2 separate regions of the Homo sapiens genome follow, and region 2 is linked to region 1. The links are chromatin contacts, found by Hi-C or POLR2A ChIA-PET in ENCODE. All regions are on one chromosome and are shown on one strand. The core of a region is the stretch at or near the end of the contact, and the rest is flanking DNA. Distances in the headings are between cores, read along the strand shown.

Region 1 (4,914 bases), core at 2,415-4,914:
TGTGTTGCCCGAGCAGACCTAGAAATGTTTACAAGTCCTCTCTGAAACACAGAATTGTACATTCAACTCTAGGTTTAATACAGCCCTGTAAAGTAAAAAGGAGGACCTTTTAGTAACAAGTGGGACAGACAACCCTGTAACTAATTGGTGATTGTGTCTGTCGCCTCTCTCAGGTGGATTCGAAGGTCTCACTAGGCATCGCGGGCATCTTGATCGTGCTGAGCTCGGTGGCTTGCTCCTTGGGTGTCTTCAGCTACATTGGGTTGCCCTTGACCCTCATTGTGATTGAAGTCATCCCGTTCCTGGTGCTGGCTGTTGGAGTGGACAACATCTTCATTCTGGTGCAGGCCTACCAGGTATACTTCCATATTCTCACAGGGCTCAGCATCTGTTCAAGTTTCAGGGACTGTGAATGGCTCCTGGGCTCCGCATTCGTGAGTGTGACCTGTGAGGGTGTTTTGTTTCCTTTCCCTGTGTGGCTCATCGGTCGTCTTGACTTGCTGTGGACATCTTAGGACCAAGAATTTCACCCCTCTTTTTGGTTGTTGAAATAGTAGATATAAAGTAAGAATTGTGTTTTAAATTGTATCTTTAAATAGTGTCTTTTAATAGTATCTTTTCATTTTAAATAGTATCATGTGTACAAGAAGGGCTAACACACTTTTGGAAAAGATTTTGGGTACGACTGCTGTTAAAATGATGTTCAGCATAGTATAGAATGTTAGATTCATTTTGCCCAAAGGTGCCACTAAAAAGGCAAAAGGTCAACACGTGTCCCGCTGCTGTAGAAGGTGGTCTCAGTCGTCCTGTAGACCCGACGTGGGCGGAGACTCAGTGCACGTGAGAGTGATGTTCACTGGTCCAGTCCCCTGCCGCCTGTGTTCCGAGTGTTTTCCTGATAATGTGGCTGGCTCAGCTTTCCCTTTAGTTTCTCACTTGGTACCTAGCTCTGTAGTGCAGAAATACTCTGAGAACATTGGAGTCCCCCACCGAAGTTTATATGCTTAGAAGACACTGCTAATCGTCTACTAATCATTTATTTTTACCCTTGAGTTAACACAAGGCAGCAAGAAATGGCGTTGTTATTGAGAAATTTTAATGTCGCATAATTTTTTTTTTTTTTTTTTAAGAGAGATGAACGTCTTCAAGGGGAAACCCTGGATCAGCAGCTGGGCAGGGTCCTAGGAGAAGTGGCTCCCAGTATGTTCCTGTCATCCTTTTCTGAGACTGTAGCATTTTTCTTAGGTAATTATGCTTTCAATCCTACCAGTCCTGTAGTCTGCTGAGCCTGGAGAAAGAAGGAGCTGGCTACCTGAACATGTCCCTTTGTGTTGCTTCCTTTTTTTTTTTTTCTTTTTTTTTTTTTTCTCTGAGACGGAGTCTCACTCTGCCACCCAGGCTGGAGTGCAGTGGTGCAATCTCGGCTCACTGCAGCCTCCGCCTCCCGGGTTCAAGCGATTTTCCTGCCTCAGCCTCCCAAATAGCTGGGATTAAAGGCACGTACCACCATGCCCAGTTAATTTTTTGCATTTTTAATAGAGATGGGGTTTCACCATGTTGGCCAGGCTGGTCTCGAACTCCTGACCTCAGGTGATGTACCTGCCTCGGCCTCCCAAAGTGCTGAGATTACAGGCGTGAGCCCCCGTGCCCAGCCCGTGTTGTCTCCTTTTTTTAAGCTTTGTTCTGCACTGGGAAAGTATCACTGGACCACAGAAAAATTGGCAGCAGTAACTTAGGTGTGATTTTGCAAGTGGCTTCCTTCTCATTTAACTGTCAGGACAGCATTGATGTTGGGGTTCAGGGTGAAAGAGACCTAGAGTTCGTCTTGCCACTTTCCCCTTTTAGTAGCCACTGGGAATGTTGATAGTTGAAAATGGCATCCTTGAGTAGCCACTGAATCCTTCTCCACATGACACTCTAAGCAGCAGCTCCCAAATCCACAGGCACTCGCTTACAAGATGTTTGCCGTTGTTTTCAAAGGCAGTCTTTCTCTTCTGTGCACACAACTCATTGGGGAAGCAGCCTTGTTAATGACCAGAAGCTCTTGACTCACCACATTACAAGGAGCCAGAATAAGCTGGAACAAAGTCAGCACTTCTGTGTTTCTTTCACATAGAGAATCATCAAATAGACCCACTAGTGGGGCTGTCTGCCCCATGTCTGAAGTGTAGTAAGAGCAAAGTGACTCTGTCCACTATAGGGGAGGCTGGACTGGAATCACTCAGTCCAAAGAAGACCATCCACGGGCCACAAACTGCAATGCCTACATGGCTGGGAGGTCAGCTTAATCAGGGCCATTGTAAGGTCATTGTAGGTGGTAGTCTTTCACCACAGATACACTGCTAGCTTGTTATTCTTCATCTCCACAAAGCCATGTGCTTTTGAAACCTGTAGCCCTGTAGTTCCTTTTGACAAACACAGGTGCAGAAAAAAAAAAAAAAAAGAAAAAACTTTCTTTTTTTCACTACTATTATAAGAAAACCAGTGCAAGTGTGATGATAATAGCAGCAGAGACTGTGCCTCAAGGTTGGAGTGACCTTGGGACAGTAGGAGTGAGTAGGGATTGTGGCACCCCAACTGCACGTGTCCTATCTAAAAAGACAGTTATGTGTGTGGCCAACCCAGTGCTACAAGGTCTGTGTTGTTGTTGTTGTTTTTCTTCCAAGCAAAGCTGTGAATCTAGATTTTTGTGTAAAATGCCATTGTTAAATATTGGCAACTTATAAAAAAAAGTTTTTTAATCTTAAGATGGGTTGATACAGTGTGGGCTAAACAGGAACCATCTGATTCATGGGCTGCCAGTTTGCAGTTTCCAAGTCTTACCCTCATGCCTTTGATCCTCACTCGATTGTAGATTACCTCTTAACTAAACTGGGAGGCTAGTAGTGTTGATGTAATAAATGGAAAATACTGTCCATTTCTTACAGTGAAGCACAGAAAGTACTATAAGAAATGGCCTGTATTAGTGGTTCTCAAATTTTAATGTGTGTGAATTTGCTGTGAACCTGAGTATAGTAGAATTGGGGTTGAATTCCTGTCATAACTAGGATGGGGCTTCCCAAATGGTCTGGTGCTGAGTGTGCTTTGAAAAGCACTGGCTTATCACCTCCTGTCCCACTTCTGGTGTAATGTCCAGCCGCAGCATGCCTTCTCATGCGTTTGGCCTGTGCTGGCTCCTTGTATCTGTACATGCACATGAACATAAGACCTGCAGAGAGCCCCCGGCTGTAAACAGAAGTGACGCAGAGCCCTTCTCTCCCCGACAGGAGCATTGTCCGTGATGCCAGCCGTGCACACCTTCTCTCTCTTTGCGGGATTGGCAGTCTTCATTGACTTTCTTCTGCAGATTACCTGTTTCGTGAGTCTCTTGGGGTTAGACATTAAACGTCAAGAGGTAAGTTGGTGCCAGGATTATAGTCTATTTAATTTGAGTCTAGAATCTAGAGGAAGCAGCTAGCGGGTATAACCTTTGTTTCCCTCTGTCCCCTCAGAAAAATCGGCTAGACATCTTTTGCTGTGTCAGAGGTGCTGAAGATGGAACAAGCGTCCAGGCCTCAGAGAGCTGTTTGTTTCGCTTCTTCAAAAACTCCTATTCTCCACTTCTGCTAAAGGACTGGATGAGACCAATTGTGGTATGCGCTTATCTGTGGTTTTTCTCTTTCCTCTCACTGAAACAGATTATCACATGCCTTCTAAGAAGCCAGACAGCCTGGGAAGGAGATTCTTAAAGCTGTTAAAATGTATCTAAAAAAAAAGCAAAAGCAAATGTGGAACAGTAGATAAAATGTTTTTCCTGTGAGCTTTTATCAGTCCATATAAACAAGAGTTTTAAGTTTTTTATTTTGAAATAGTTTCAGATTCACAGAAAGTTGCAAAGAAACTTTTATTTTTCCTCTTAATAATGAGGAAATAGAAGCCAAGAGAGGTGAAGTGGTTTGCCCCAAGTCACTCAGCCCGTAAGTGGCAGAGTCAGGATTTGCACCCAGGAATTTGGACTCCTGGTGCTGTGGTCTCACCCACTGCCCTGTACTCCCTATTAGCCTGTCATTTAAGCTTTTCCATTTTAAAAAATCCTGCTTTTTGTGTGTGCTTAAGATTTTATTTCTGGTCGTAAGCTTATTTACTAAGCAGTCTCTGTCTTATGATTCATTTGTTGTTCCAGATAGCAATATTTGTGGGTGTTCTGTCATTCAGCATCGCAGTCCTGAACAAAGTAGATATTGGATTGGATCAGTCTCTTTCGATGCCAGATGTAAGATGACTTCCTTTTTTTTTTTTTTTTAACTTCTTTAGCTGATGATGAATACATTTTTCAAAACATGCACGTAGGTGTTTCAAGCAAGTGCCTGCTTCTAACTGCAAATGGTGACAGGGTTTCCAGGGTTAGGAGAACTGTCGCAGTGCACTGCTGGTGTGGGCTGTCTGGCATTCTGACTGAGCCCCTCTGGGCACAGCTGCAGAACACGAATAACTAGTCTTATGAGGTTACTTTATGAGATGCTCTCCTGATTGTGGGGCTAGCAGGAGGAGCACCCTGGGGCCCTGGGGGGAAGACTGGTGGTGTTAGGAATCATGAGTCCAGCTGGAGGCATCTCAGCCAGGAACCTCCTGGCACCCTCTTATTCTCCATGATCCTCGCCTTGCTTAGTTACTATCAGAGTGTTCACACTCTCTCCTATTCTTTTATCTTTCTTTCAGGACTCCTACATGGTGGATTATTTCAAATCCATCAGTCAGTACCTGCATGCGGGTCCGCCTGTGTACTTTGTCCTGGAGGAAGGGCACGACTACACTTCTTCCAAGGGGCAGAACATGGTGTGCGGCGGCATGGGCTGCAACAATGATTCCCTGGTGCAGCAGATATTTAACGCGGCGCAGCTGGACAACTAGTCAGTACCACCTTGTCTTGTACTT
Region 2 (5,795 bases), core at 2,717-5,216, 290 kb before region 1:
AAGTGTGTACACATACTTAATGCCTGGGCCAATATTAGAACTTTATTCCTCAGCAGTGTAACCCACCTCCGCCTGCAAGCTCAGGCCCAGGCAAGATTTACCACACTTAATTAAAATGGTCCTCCCTCTCCCTGCCTTAGGAAATTCACATTTGGTATTCCTTCTGAAAGGCTCTGAACCACGTAACTGCTATTTTCCACAGTGATTTTTTTTTCTGTCACTTAAATGACAGAAAGATTTCCCTCTGGGAAAGAATGTGGATCAGCCATACCAATGTTGACTCCATGTTCTAGAGGGAAATATGGCTCTGCCACTGCTCCGTGTGGCGAGGTTACTGCCAGCATTTCTCCCCTGGGCATCTCCAAACAAGGGCCTGACTGTCATTACCCCACCACAAAACACTCACAGGTCAGTGATGTACCAGGTTTTCGCCCAGAAGTTATTACTGGCAGCAAGTTCTATCTAGCACTCTATTATAAATTTCTACTACTCTTTCCACTCTAAATTATATGGATTACCTGTTGGAAGACTTGTTTGAAGAGTTTAAGGTACATTTGATGGGCAAAGTCAGGTTTGAGAAACTCAGATAAAAGACATAAAAGATGGCACACAGAAACTTTACTGCTTGCTGTTATGATTATTTATGTGTGTTATTTATCTTTAAAAAGGTGAACTTTAATGGAATCAGTGTCAAACTGGAGGAATATTTCTGGTTCTATGGCACAGAACTGACCTCCACTAGTTATTAGTGTTTTAGGATAAATACATGGAAAGTGGGTTTATCAAATCTGTTGCCTATACAAACTAAAAGGGATAACTAATATGTCTGATGTCAAAATGAGGATTCAAATGATTTGGTCAGCAAATATTACTGAATACCTATGCTATGCCAGTCCACCAGCGAGGTGATAGGTATACAATGGGAAGCAAGACAGACATACCCTCAGACAGACTTGAATCAAGTAATTAGATAACTAGACAAACACAGCATAAAACTACATGTGAATAATGTTCTGCAGAGGTGTAAGACAGGGGCCTGAGCTAGTCGAGGAGATGAGGGAGAGCGGAAGGCTTCCTTGAAGAACAGCAACTTAGTTGAGTGTGGAGGACAAGGAGAAGACAACCAGGCCATAGGGGAGAGAAGAGTGTTTGGGTAGAGGGAACGGCTTGCAGTAGGAGGCTACATACAACATAGAATGCTGTAGGGTCCCATAAAATGCAAGCCCAAGAGACTGAAGGTAGGTCAGAGGAGCAGAGAAACAGAGAGCAAGAGGGAGTATAATAAAATTGGGAAGTAGAAAGGGCAGTTTTATAAGCCATGTTAAAATCTTTGTCTCTATCCTAAGAGCAGTAAGTGTTGATCAAATATTCCCATCAGAATGTGAGTGCTGGCTATAGTCTGGAGAAAAGATCAAGAGGTGCAATGGGCAGAGCAGACGTGGGTCAGCTAGTTAGGAGGCTTCTACAGAGATTCTCACAAAAATGATTGTATTTTGGACAAGGGAGATGGAAGGAGAATGCCAAGAAAAGTTCGGGATGTACACTCACAGATAGATTAGTTTGGGTGCGGGAAAGAATTGGAGAAGTCATGGATGACCCTAAGAATTTTGGCTTATGCAATTAGATGGATGGTAGCAGCATTAATTTAGGTAGGGAATACCGAAATGGAGTTTGAGGTTGCTTTGAAACATCAAAGAGGTAATGTCAGGAAGGAAGGTAGACTTGCTGGTCTGCATATAAAAGCAGAGGTATGACTGGGCATAACAATATGGGAGGTATCTGTGTGGAGGTGGGTCTGATACAATTGCCATGGATCAGACTCCTCGAGACAGAACATAGAGTAATAAGGCCTAGGACTGAGCATTGACAAATTCTAACACTTAATGGCTAGACAGAGGAGGATGAGCCTGCAAATGATATTTTGAGGAAGCGGTGAGAGAGGCAGAAAGAGAATCAGGTTGTCGTTAATTTTTAAATTATTAAGACAGCTCTTAAATTATGAAAAACAAGAGAGAGTTTGAGAATTCAGGGAGTGTCCATCAGGCATCGAAAGCTGCCGAGAAGTTAAACCGATGAGGACTGAAACATATCCACTGGATTTAGTGACAAAGATCTCATCGGAAACCTGGCAAAATAAATTTAATGGAGTGGGAGGTGAAAGCCAGACTGAAGTGGGTTGAGGTGTGAGTAGGGCATAAAGAATTAGAAACACAGAGTGTAGACAATATTTTGGAGGAGTTTTGTTGTGAAGGGGAGGAGTATGGTGTAGTGGCTGAGCTGAGGGAGAGAGAGGAGGATTTTAATAAAAACAGGTTAGCATTTTTTAAAGATGGGTGACTTCTGGTTCAGATGGCACAGAGAATTCACATTCACTATACTCCTGCTCCAAGAGAGACCAACTCTGGATAAAACGTTTTAAAAGAACAACAAAAAGATATATTTAGAATCAAAAGTAATAGGTGATAAAACATAAGTTAAAGAAAAACCCAAAATGGCACCAGGACTGAAGTCACAAGCCTGTTGTCCTCTAGGTCTGGAAGCAGATTATTTTGGTCAGCAGTTTAGCTCATGCAGAGTTAAGAGAATAAAACATGTGCCATAGGAGACAGCGGCCAGATCGAGGCACATTTTTTGAAGACAAGGATGTTCAAATTTAAAAAGAAGCTAAAAATTGCTTCCAATCTGCCTCCTGGGTTATGGATTTATAAGAAGCTGTGTGAAGGTCAAATACTGCATGTTCTCACTTATAAATGGTAGCTAAGCAATGGGTACATATGGACATACAGAGTGTAATAACAGACACTGGAGACTATGAAAAGTGGAGGGATGGGAGGGGGTGTTGAAAAAGTACCTATTAGGTACAATGTTCACTATTTGGGTGATGGGTACACTAGAAGCCCAGACTTCACCACTATGTTATATATGCATATAAGAAACTTGTACTTGTACCCCTAAATATATAAAACTAAATAAATTTTTAAAAGAAGCTATGGAATTTGGGAACCAAAAATCAAATATGTGGCCTCATGACCAAGAACTGAGCTATGCCATTCATGGGGTCAATGTCTGAATCTCCTATCTTCAGTGTCATAACAATAGAGAAGGCACACTGTAATGCCTGCTCCTGGGCTAAGGATCCAGTGGACAGCTAAGACAATGCAAAATTAGCAGGCTGAAACAGATGCGAAAGAAGGAGAGGATAAAAACCTCTCATTCAAAATAAGCCAATATGCCTGTAAACAAAATTCAAAACACATAAATTGAATATTAAGAAAGACAGGTAACAAAATAATCAGAGATGAGTTCACTTCAGATGAGGTGAATTTTATGGAATAGTCTGAGAAAGACTTTAAATATACTGGCCCATGATCTGAAATCCCCAAACTCTGAAAAGGAAATAGGTTTTGTAACTGTTTTGGTGGCAAACCTAACCTAACCAATAATCATTTGCTGGCAAAGTCTGAACTAAACTGATATAAGTCTATGTATATAGTCAGTTAGTGTCTCCCTAGGTGTGCCTATTCATGCTTTTCACTGGAGAAATATTAACCTGTTTGATTATAGGGTATTATCCCAGACCTCACTGGAGATGTTATCTTTTTTCAAATCTTAAAAATTTTGAATTCTGAAATACACCTGGCTCCAAGGCCTTTAGGATACTAAAAAAGCTAAATGAAGAAGTAACTTCCACTTAAAAGTACATGAAGTTTTGAAACAAAAACTGGCAGAAAAGACAAGAAAAAATAAATATGATAAAGAGCCAATTGAAAAGTTTTAAAAGTATAAATTAAACTGAATCAATAAGCTGGATAATTTCTAGACCAGAGATAGTGAAATAAAATATTTCCGTATTGTAAAAGAGCCTTGAGGTCCTGCTGACTAGCTCTGTGCTATAGCTCTGGGTTAAATCAGAGGTTAGAACCTCCTAGATGAGTCATCAGCATCACTTCCTGGTGGTTGCCCCTTCTCAACGGTACCTCTTGTTGTCTAGGGAACACACACACACAAATACACACACACATACATATACCTGTATATGTACGTGTATGTGCATTTTATGTATATATGTATGTATGTACACCTATATACATGTATGTGTGTATGTGTGTATACACACATAGCATGTGTAGGGAGGGATACAGCAAACTTAGTATTAGAATGAAGTAGAGGGAAGATCATTTAGGTTTTTTATGCATATCTATATTGTTTTACTTGTTACAAGTAAATATTATTTCGTAGCATGAAAATTCAAATAAAATGAAGACTTTACTTAAGAAATATACTTAAAAACCTTTAACTGCTACCTTCAAAATGTTAGAAATGTAGTTTACAAAAATGTACACATCTAAAAGTTCAGTTACAATTAACTCCACATATATTTTCATCCCACAAATTTAATCCCCCAAATGAATATTTTCCTCAAAAGGACAAAACAGAGAATGTTACAGAGAGCAAAGAATAAAAATATAGTGGAGGAAGTCTTTCAGTGTCTTCATTTTGAAGTGTTGTGTATTCTTATTGTTATGGTTGATATCCTATAGCTCTAACTCGAATCTGAAATCAGTATGATCTTAAATTTGGTTCTGAAGTTCGAAGAACTCCTGGAAGAAAAGTAATACCAAGACCTGTAGTAACCTGTCCTCCAAGCCATGAGGTAGGTGCCAGGGGATGTAGAAGTTCCGGATTCTGAGCTCAAGGAATTCAGCTGCTACAAATTGCTTAGCCTAAGGGGTTGAACAGTCAGTGAGTGTGGTATCCTTTTAGGGTAAGCTGTGTCATTTCTGGACGCTTACTAGATTGAGTCTCATCTGTCTTTTAAGAGAAATCTTGCCCTGAATCATGTAGAACAGGATGCCCCCTTCTAAGTCCAGATAACCAAAAAGAAAGGATTCTATAGATGCCCACATCCCCTGCCATGTCTAGAAAGTGCTCAAAGAACAACCTGAACATGGCTCCATGTAGCGTACCATCCAGCCCCACCCTAAATCAGATAGTTCAGCAAATGTTGATAAACACCTCTGAGAAATTCTTCCAGGTTCCCCTGAATTTGAGAAGCAACTGTGGCCAAGTATTTTTAGCAGATACAGATGGGGAGGTAGTAATAACTTTGATAATAAATAAAAGGCTGGCCCACCTCTCTCCCGCTGAGGTCCACCATGACAGGGTGTGCAGGTGTGGGCTGCCTCACTGCCACGGGTCTTGGCTCCCCATCAAGCAGGAAGTGTCTGGCCTCACAAGCCAGGGTACAGGGGAATCTGGTCACTGGCAAATGCTGGTAGAGTAAGCAACTTCAACAACAGCAACAACAATGGAATCAATAGTTACAACTGAGAACATCAAACGGAATATCAAAGTACATCCCCAAAGACTCTCAGTCATTCAGTTCACTCATTCATTCATCATCCTTCAATAAACTCTTATTAAGTGTCTGCTACAAGAATTAAGCAATAAATTTTCATCTGCATGGGGAAGAGAAGAAACAAAGGTCCACAAACCTGGCTTCTATTTTAAGCTCTTCCTCCCACCAGATGTATGACTGACCTTGAGGGCATTGACTTGGGCATGCATCAACATTCCCACATGCTGGAGGGTGGTAGCCACTCCTAAGCCAGCTATGGTGTGCAAAGTGCTTTGTGAATCTTACTTGAAGAACACAAGTAAGACATAGAGGAAGATAACAACTAATTATCCAGAGCATCATGCTGTCGTTGTGATCCTGAGACACCTCATGAAAGCTTGCATTAAAGGCTCCTAATTTAGAGGACCCCAATGATGCGGCTGCACCTTCTGCCCCA

The links. Hi-C counts contacts between places; a loop is a spot of excess contacts on that map. ChIA-PET counts read pairs that join two places held with the same protein, here RNA polymerase II (POLR2A). Pooled maps may share reads with other maps.
Region 2: a pooled map shows a loop between it and region 1 (3-fold over the local background). The contact joins two enhancer-like sites. A Hi-C loop is called at or near these places in 1 of 168 maps with a recorded cell type or tissue (heart left ventricle) and 7 of 50 pooled maps. POLR2A ChIA-PET finds 5 or more read pairs at or near these places in 2 of 52 experiments (PC-9 and activated naive CD4-positive, alpha-beta T cell).

What each region holds. Positions count from the first base shown.
Region 1 is chr18:23,539,786-23,544,699 of GRCh38, reverse strand. NPC1 (NPC intracellular cholesterol transporter 1) reads left to right here. Exons shown (of 25, transcript NM_000271.5): 13 at 174-356; 14 at 1,131-1,245; 15 at 3,267-3,394; 16 at 3,492-3,632; 17 at 4,163-4,252; 18 at 4,699-4,889. Among named protein-coding and RNA genes, the nearest start is that of RMC1, 39 kb to the right of the region's middle. RefSeq lists an enhancer at 2,373-2,422. Within about 2 kb of position 3,664, at least 9 of the 41 ENCODE cell types and tissues checked have a DNase peak (open chromatin) inside an H3K27ac peak, as active enhancers do.
Region 2 is chr18:23,826,807-23,832,601 of GRCh38, reverse strand. LAMA3 (laminin subunit alpha 3) reads right to left here. Exons shown (of 75, transcript NM_198129.4): 23 at 5,135-5,288. Among named protein-coding and RNA genes, the nearest start is that of LAMA3, 140 kb to the right of the region's middle. Within about 2 kb of position 3,966, at least 4 of the 41 ENCODE cell types and tissues checked have a DNase peak (open chromatin) inside an H3K27ac peak, as active enhancers do.